2 separate regions of the Mus musculus genome follow, and region 1 is linked to region 2. The links are chromatin contacts, found by Hi-C or POLR2A ChIA-PET in ENCODE. All regions are on one chromosome and are shown on one strand. Each heading gives the region's core, a stretch centred on a gene start or an enhancer-like site at or near the end of the contact. The rest is flanking DNA. Distances are from core to core; before and after follow the strand shown. Region 1 holds the start of Ap2a2 (adaptor-related protein complex 2, alpha 2 subunit). Region 2 holds the start of Tspan4 (tetraspanin 4).

Region 1 (3,622 bases), core at 102-2,601, 87 kb before region 2:
GACACACTGGGCAAAATTCCTCAGGAAGCATATTAATCTCTAAAGTAACAAAAATCATGGAGTCAGCTATTTGCTGGATACCAAGAAAAAAATAAACTGACAGGAAAATGGCTTTTCTTCTCATCAGTAAGGGGGTGTCTGATAACCCTCAGAAGTTTCTGTAAGCCAAAGTCCTGGGCACCCGCCCTGCCTGACCTTTAACCTTCCGACCCATTTCACTTTGAGCAGATTTTTTTTTTCCACCCAGGGGACACTGGCTACAGAACTGCTCAGCGGAGAAGCAGGCGCAGCTTCCAGCATCCACACCCGGCTGCTCCCGGTTCCCTGGGGGAATGAGTCACTTTAATCGCAGTGGGTGAGATCTAATCATCGCCCAACATGCCGCCTGAATCAGGTCCGAGAGACGTATAGTGTCCCTATCCCCGCCCAAAGAGAAATCCACGCTGTTTTGGAAAAGGCTGGGTTAAAGGCTCCATTACTAGAAAGACCAAGATGACATCATGCTGGGGAGGGGCGTCTAGGGCCGGAAACCCCTCGACTGTGCCACAAACCCCACAGACTCCCCACCGCGCCCCGCACTCCCATCGCTACACCTAGATCTCAAGACACCTAAGCCCCGCACCTCAGTCTGAACACCCACAGGCAATCTCCCAACTGTCCAAACCCATACATGCAATCACTCTACCAGGGGTCCGCACCCCAGATCTCTGCCTAACATCTCTGCTCCTACCCCAACCCCACTGCCAGATTTGCACCTCCAGGACCCTGCCCCACTCACCAGCACGAATCTTCACTCTACACCTCATCTTCGGGTCAGGACTTGGGACACCACCACCATCACCCCAGTCTGGTCCCCCCGCAGCAGGCTACCAACTCCCGCCAGATGTGCACCCAGGACGCGCGCTCTGCACCCTAAGCGCCCGCGCGGGACCCCCGCCCCACCGCGCGATCTGCACTCCACAGCCCTCCTTCTCAAGCCTGAGCGGACCCGCGCACCGGCCCACACCCCTCTCCCCGTTCCGGCCGAACCCCCCAGACCCCCGGCCGCACCTGCGGACCCCCGGCCGCGCCCCCGCTCAGGCCCGCCCGGCGTCTGGCACTCACAGTTGCGGATGTCGGAGATGAAGACCGCTAGGCCTCGCATCCCGTCCCCCTTGGATACGGCCGGCATCTTTGCGCCCCGGGAGCGGCCTCGGCGGCGGGCTAGAACAGCACGGGCGCGGCGGTCACGCCGAAGAGCCCTGGAGCGCGGAGCCGCCTAGCCACAGCCGCCTCGGGCCCCCGAGCGCCGCTCGCTGGGCTGCGCGCGCGAGCACGCACGACGCACGCGCTGGCGCGCACGCTGAGCCTCGCGCCCGGCGACGGGCGGTGCAAGAGAGCGTGCGCATTCTCGCGGTGCTGGGGGGCGGGGGGAGGACGAGGAGGATGGGGGCGTGGCGCGGGATAGAGCCGGATTGCTGCTTGGAGAACCGGAGCTGTGCGGAGCGCGCAGGCGCTACACCTCCTGGTATCACCGCCTGGTGAAGGATCCTTCCAATGTATACCGGAGTAGCCCCGATCTCGCTCTCACGGGTGAGCCCGGCTTTACCTAGACAGAGACACTGACACCAGTGCGGGATCAACCCAGTGTCACACAGGGGTGTAGGGGAGGAGCGGGCTGCACTAGCACCTACAGCAGTCAACCTTTGCCTGTGCAAACCGGCCCCAGAGCCCTGGCAGTTGGACTGACCTACCCCAGGCCACCGGCGTGGAACCGGAGTGAGAGGCGTTTACAAGCCTCTAAACTGGGACAAAAGGAAGCGCTACTCCAGGTTCCTACTTCCCTTACAAATGGGGAAACTGAGGCTTGAAGCTAGACTGACCACTCTTGCCGAGGTGACTGTTGTCTGGAGTACAACCTCTCAGCATTCATCCAGGCCCCTTTGCTTATTGCTTCTGCTCCCCTGTTCCCCTCTCTAGCGAGGTGGCCCCATTGGATCCTTCCTATGGACCCATTTTGCAGAAGAGCGGGATTGGCCCACCACTCCAGGAAGTGGAGATCATGGTGGCTCTTCCCTAGCTCTCTTCTGTGAAGAGGAAGCTTCACACCTAAGGTGGTTATCATGATCCAGACCCACTAGGCAGAACTCTCTGTCCCTTGCTTTTATACAGATGTGGTAGAGCCTAGTCCAGAGAATAAGAGGCACGACCCTCCTATAAATCAGGCAGTCCACCAAGGTCCCAGGACTGATGGAAGAAACTGAGAACATAATAAGCCAAATCTCTGGTGAGGCTGCTGAATTTGCCTGACTTTTTAAGAGGTGAAAGAGCCAGCACCAGAAAATAAACTTCCTCCAGCTTGTCTGCACCATCAAAAAGATGCTTCTGGGCCATATAAGGAGTGCTGGACAGGTGGCAATAGGAATCCCATTGCTTATGCCCAGACAGGAATGAGACTGCAGGAGATTCTCAGACTCCTCCATTGTACTGACTCTGAGAGTCACCACAGCCATCCTATAGTTAGTATTTTAAATAATTTCATTATAAATTATTTATTGAAAGGGGTGTGCAATGTGGAACTCAAAGGACACTTTGTGAGAGTCAATTTTTTTCCTTCCACCTTGTGAGTCCCAGGAAGCACCTTTACCCACTGAGCCATGTCTAAAAAATGGTTAATCTTGGTTGTCATATTGGATAGGATCTACTACACTCATCATGAAAACAAACATCTGGACACACCTGTCAGGAAGTTTCTAGATTAGTCTGATTGAGGCCCACCATAAATATAGGCTGTAAGGGTCCTGAGCGGAATAAAAAGGAACGGGGTGAGCAACAGCATTCATCTGTTTCCTGGCTGTGGTGACAATGTGACGAGCTGCCTGAGCTCTTACAGTCATGACTTCCCATTCTGAGAGAACATATCCTCCAACTGTGAGCTTCTACAAAACCTTTTCCTAGCTTGCTTTTGTCACAGCAAAAATAAATAATAATAAAGTGTCGCACAAGTGTGCCACATCAGGCCTGACAAGTGGACACAGGAAAGACTCCACCTATGGCCAGTGCCACCTATGGCCATCTCAGATACACAAGCCACCAGATCACTTTCCCCACACCGAAGCCTTGAACCTGAGCACATGATCCTTCCAAACCACTCACTGAAGGAGAGGCTGCCATTGGTAATGTGCCTTGAGAACAATTCTGTTTAAGTTGTCTGAACTAGAGACTTGTCACAGTATTTTCCCCAAAGACAGATGGTACTGAAAGCCCTGCCTTCCTCCACAGGTTGGAAGGGCGCTGCAAGCTCCAACTGCAGTTTGATAGAGGGGACAGCAGAGCATCCCAGACAGACAGCCCTGCCCTGTCTCATTTCCTATGCTCTCCTAGCTCTGCTCTTGCCCGCCTCCAGTCAGTTTTACAAATGACCCAGTTTCCTTCCTGTAGCTTCTTCAGTAAGTTACAGATAATGAACCTTATACAAAATCTTGGGGTTCTCTGCCTAGTACAGGTTTGGCTAGATCCTGATCATATTGAAGGGCAGGAATGCAGAAGTCCTCAGACCCAGTGGCTATCTTTGTGATTAGATGACTACCTGTGGTCATCAGAAGTGACAAGGGGGCATGCCCCTTTAACCCCAGCACTTGGG
Region 2 (3,523 bases), core at 934-3,433:
CTAGCTCAAGGCCAGCTTTTAGTGGAGGAATTAAAATCCTTCCCACGGATGCTTCAGGTCCCAGCAGAGCTTTACAAATGGGGAAACTAAGGCTGTGACCTAAGGCCAAGGGGTAGAGCCAGCTGGAGCCCAGGGCTCCAGACCACAGTACAGCACCCTCTTTTGGCTGGCTGTTTTCAGGGCAACACCCAGGGTGGGAGGGGCCGGGCAGCTAACACTTCAATCATCGGTTTTCCTCGTCCCCTGCCCTGAAGTGACCCCCTCCTCTGGCAGGAACTGTGGCAAATGGGTTAAAAACTGCGTATGAGCACATCTCGCTCAATGCGCCCTCCACCCTGTACAGTAGATTGAGCATCCATTTGCTAGGCAGACACTGGTCAGTTTGCAGTGGGGAAACAGCAGAGCTGAGACTGTAAGTATCCTACATCTCTCTCCCGCCACTGGGAGTTAAGAAACGGTAGAAGTAGGGGCAGAAGCTGAGCCTGGGATCCCTGCCAGGGCTCTGGAGAGAACTGACCCACAGCATATCCCCCCCCACTCCACCCCCATCCCACACAGCACTCCAGGATGAGCAAAGTCTGGGTGAACAGCCTGGAGTCCTCTAGCCTGGGCCATTTCTGGGAATCCAGGGAGCTGGAGCAGGAACTAGGGGAGGAGAGGATGCCACCACCCACGATAGCCACTGGAAACTGTGGGCTTGCGCGCGCGCGCGCACACACACACACACACACACACACACACACACACACACACACACACACGGGAATTCCAGGAATGTCAACTTGGCACAGGCTTCTACTCCCCAACTCTCCCTAAGTAAACAAGTCTTCCAGGGGCCGGACCGAACTGAGAGCCCCTCCTCCAAGCCTTTGGCCTCCACCCCATCCCCTAGGGCAGACCCTACAGACCATCTCCTATCCCACTCCCCTGCCACCCTCACCTCTGGCCACCAGCAGTCTTCAGTCCAGATCTTGAGCCTGATCCCAGGCCACAGTGACTCACAGGCCCCCACTGCCCCCTCTGGCCAGGGCAGGATGTTGGGGGGAGGGGACAGGACCGGGAAGTCGCCTAGCTCGTGGCTCTGCACGTGGCTCCATGGGGGATGGCAAAAGCTGCCAGGGAGGCTGTCCAGGGTGACATCGGGGGCACAACCACCAAGCTGGCCAGTGGCTCCGACCAGCCACACTCAAGACCCAGGAGACCCCTCCCGACCTCCCCTCCATCGTTTGTTTCCCAGAGGCACCTGGAAAATGTCTAGGACCCCCCAGAGCCTTCACTGTAACCAGATCTCAAACTTCCCAAGCTCTATCGAACTTCTCCAGCTTCTCACTGCAAGCTGCCTCGTTTTCCTAAGGGTAGCTCCCAACACACAAGAAGGCGGCCAAGGTGATACACTCCCCAGAAACCAGCTCCTTGCCCATTCCCTTAAGTCCTTAAGTCACGTCCAGGTGAGGCAGACCTGTGGCCACTAGCAGTCTCGCACGCAATCTCCGCGTCTGAGCCAAATATCCCGGGAAAAAGAGGTTAGAAGGTCTGTTCATAGGGTGCCTCCTCCATGACGCCTTCCCGGACCACCGCCCTGCTCCTCTCCCCAGGAAAAGACCCTTCTCAGAGGAGAGGACTGTACTGAGCGCGGGAGGCCGCCGTCGGGGCTCGGGACACCGTACCGCCGACGGTTCTGCAGCGGCCGAAGAGAAGGACGCCCCAAACTCCAAGGCCCGGACTCTGCCTGGGCACCTCGGGTAAGGGCTCCAGACCGAGACCCCTTGGAGTCCGGGCCAGGAGGCGGGAAGACCGCCTTGGCCGTGGACAGTCGGCAGCCCGCTCTCCGGCTGCGCCACCACCACTTGTTAACCACCTCTTGGCTCCAGTCGGCTTGCGATCCGGCCAGCGGGACCCCAGCCCGCTAGAACCGCCGTACCTGTGCGCGCCGCCGCACGGCGGAGCAGCTGTCAGTCAAGGCAACACGAGAAACGCGAACCGCCGGCCGCGGACCTTTCGGCCTTGCTCGGACGCCGTAGCGCCGGGATCTACCACCACAGCGGGAGGGGGGGGACCGGGATGCTGCCGCGGGCTCGGAGGCTCTCGGAGCCCCGGGTGGGCACGAGCAAGGAACACCGCCGCTTCAGGGTAATCATGGGAGCCGGGGCAGGGCTGCGGCGGGATTCAGGGAGATGCGGGGCGGGGCTCTGGATCTTACGGGGCGGAGCTAGGGCGTAATGAGCCCCGCGCTATGGGCGCGCCTGGGGCGGGCCTTGAAAAGCTACTGCCGGCAGCCTGCACGCCAGACGCCGCCATGATCATCCCGGTGCGCTGCTTCACCTGCGGGAAGATCGTCGGCAACAAATGGGAAGCCTACCTGGGTCTGCTGCAGGCCGAGTACACGGAGGGGTGAGACGGCGGGCCGCGGGGGATGGGACAGGACGGGAAGGCTGGACTGGGGGCATGAAGTCGAGGGGCAATGGGGAGGGTTCTGCGGCGGACCGGGAGTGAAATTGAGGTGTCCTGGGCCGGGGGTAGATAAGATTTCCTATGGAGAATTGGCAGGGCAGGGGTTGTGGGGTCTAGTGAGAAGACTGGATGTCCTCCAGCCCAGACCTGTGATGTATTCCCAGAAGAGTGAGTCTTTAGTTTGTTTTCGAGGCAGGATTTCGGTGGCTGACCTGAATTCTCTATGTAAAGCAGTCTGGTCTGAAACACTTCGAAATCCTGCCTGTCTCCTGGATGTTGGGATTAAAGGCGTGCAATATCACGCCCAGGCTCTCAGAAGTTTGGAAGGTGGTTTTCTTCAAGTTGCTGGCCTTTGGGAAACTTCTAAGCATCCTTCCCGTGGGTGACACCTCAAGTCTCTTCCCTGTCGACCTACTCTCTATCCTCTATCTGCTTTCCGACCTACCCCTTATGTACTTCGAACCTCGTGGGCCCTTTAAAATGCAGGACAGGCTTTGTGGGCATCGTCTTGTGCTCACTACTATGACTGTCCCCCAAAATAGACCTCTGGCCACCATGTCAACACCAAGGGGTTCTCTTTCTCTGCACAAGCCATAAGTCAGTGGGGCTTAATGAGCAGCTATTAGATCAGCTCTGATGAGTAGCTGCTAGCCTTCTGGGACCCTCTTTCACTTGGGCAGGAACCTCTCAAGCTGTCTAGGTCCCAGAGAAATTAAATCTAGTGTGAGTTCAAAGCCTGTGGGGTAGCAACAACCAGTTCATGGCGTTTAGTCAGAGTCCACCTGTGGGGCCTGGAATTGTACTCCTTGATGAGGGGATATTGGTCTCCTAAGCTTTCCCAAATAACCCTGGAAGCCCATAACCCTGGGTACAAGAGACAAACGCAGAGATACAGGGGGTTAGAGAGATGGCCCAACTGTTTTTTTTGTTGTTGTTTTGTTTTTCAAGACAGGGTTTCTCTGTGTAGCCCTGGCTGTCCTGAAACTCACTTTGTAGCTCAGGCCGGCCTCGAACTCAGAAATTCACCTGCCTCTGCCTCTACCTCCCAAGTGCTTGGGATTAAAGGTGTGCA

Evidence for each region. Hi-C counts contacts between places; a loop is a spot of excess contacts on that map. ChIA-PET counts read pairs that join two places held with the same protein, here RNA polymerase II (POLR2A).
Region 1: POLR2A ChIA-PET joins it to region 2 with 10 read pairs in embryonic stem cell. The contact joins the promoter of Ap2a2 here to the promoter of Tspan4 in region 2. A Hi-C loop is called at or near these places in 1 of 37 maps with a recorded cell type or tissue (Patski). POLR2A ChIA-PET finds 5 or more read pairs at or near these places in 4 of 5 experiments (Patski and embryonic stem cell).

The regions. Positions count from the first base shown.
Region 1 is chr7:141,559,909-141,563,530 of GRCm38, reverse strand. It overlaps Ap2a2 (adaptor-related protein complex 2, alpha 2 subunit), which reads right to left and starts at 1,351. Exons shown (of 22, transcript NM_007459.3): 1 at 1,105-1,351. The coding sequence starts at 1,171.
Region 2 is chr7:141,473,896-141,477,418 of GRCm38, reverse strand. Tspan4 (tetraspanin 4) reads right to left here and starts at 2,183. Exons shown (of 8, transcript NM_053082.3): 1 at 1,922-2,183. Polr2l (polymerase (RNA) II (DNA directed) polypeptide L) reads left to right here and starts at 2,266. Exons shown (of 2, transcript NM_025593.1): 1 at 2,266-2,391. The coding sequence starts at 2,297.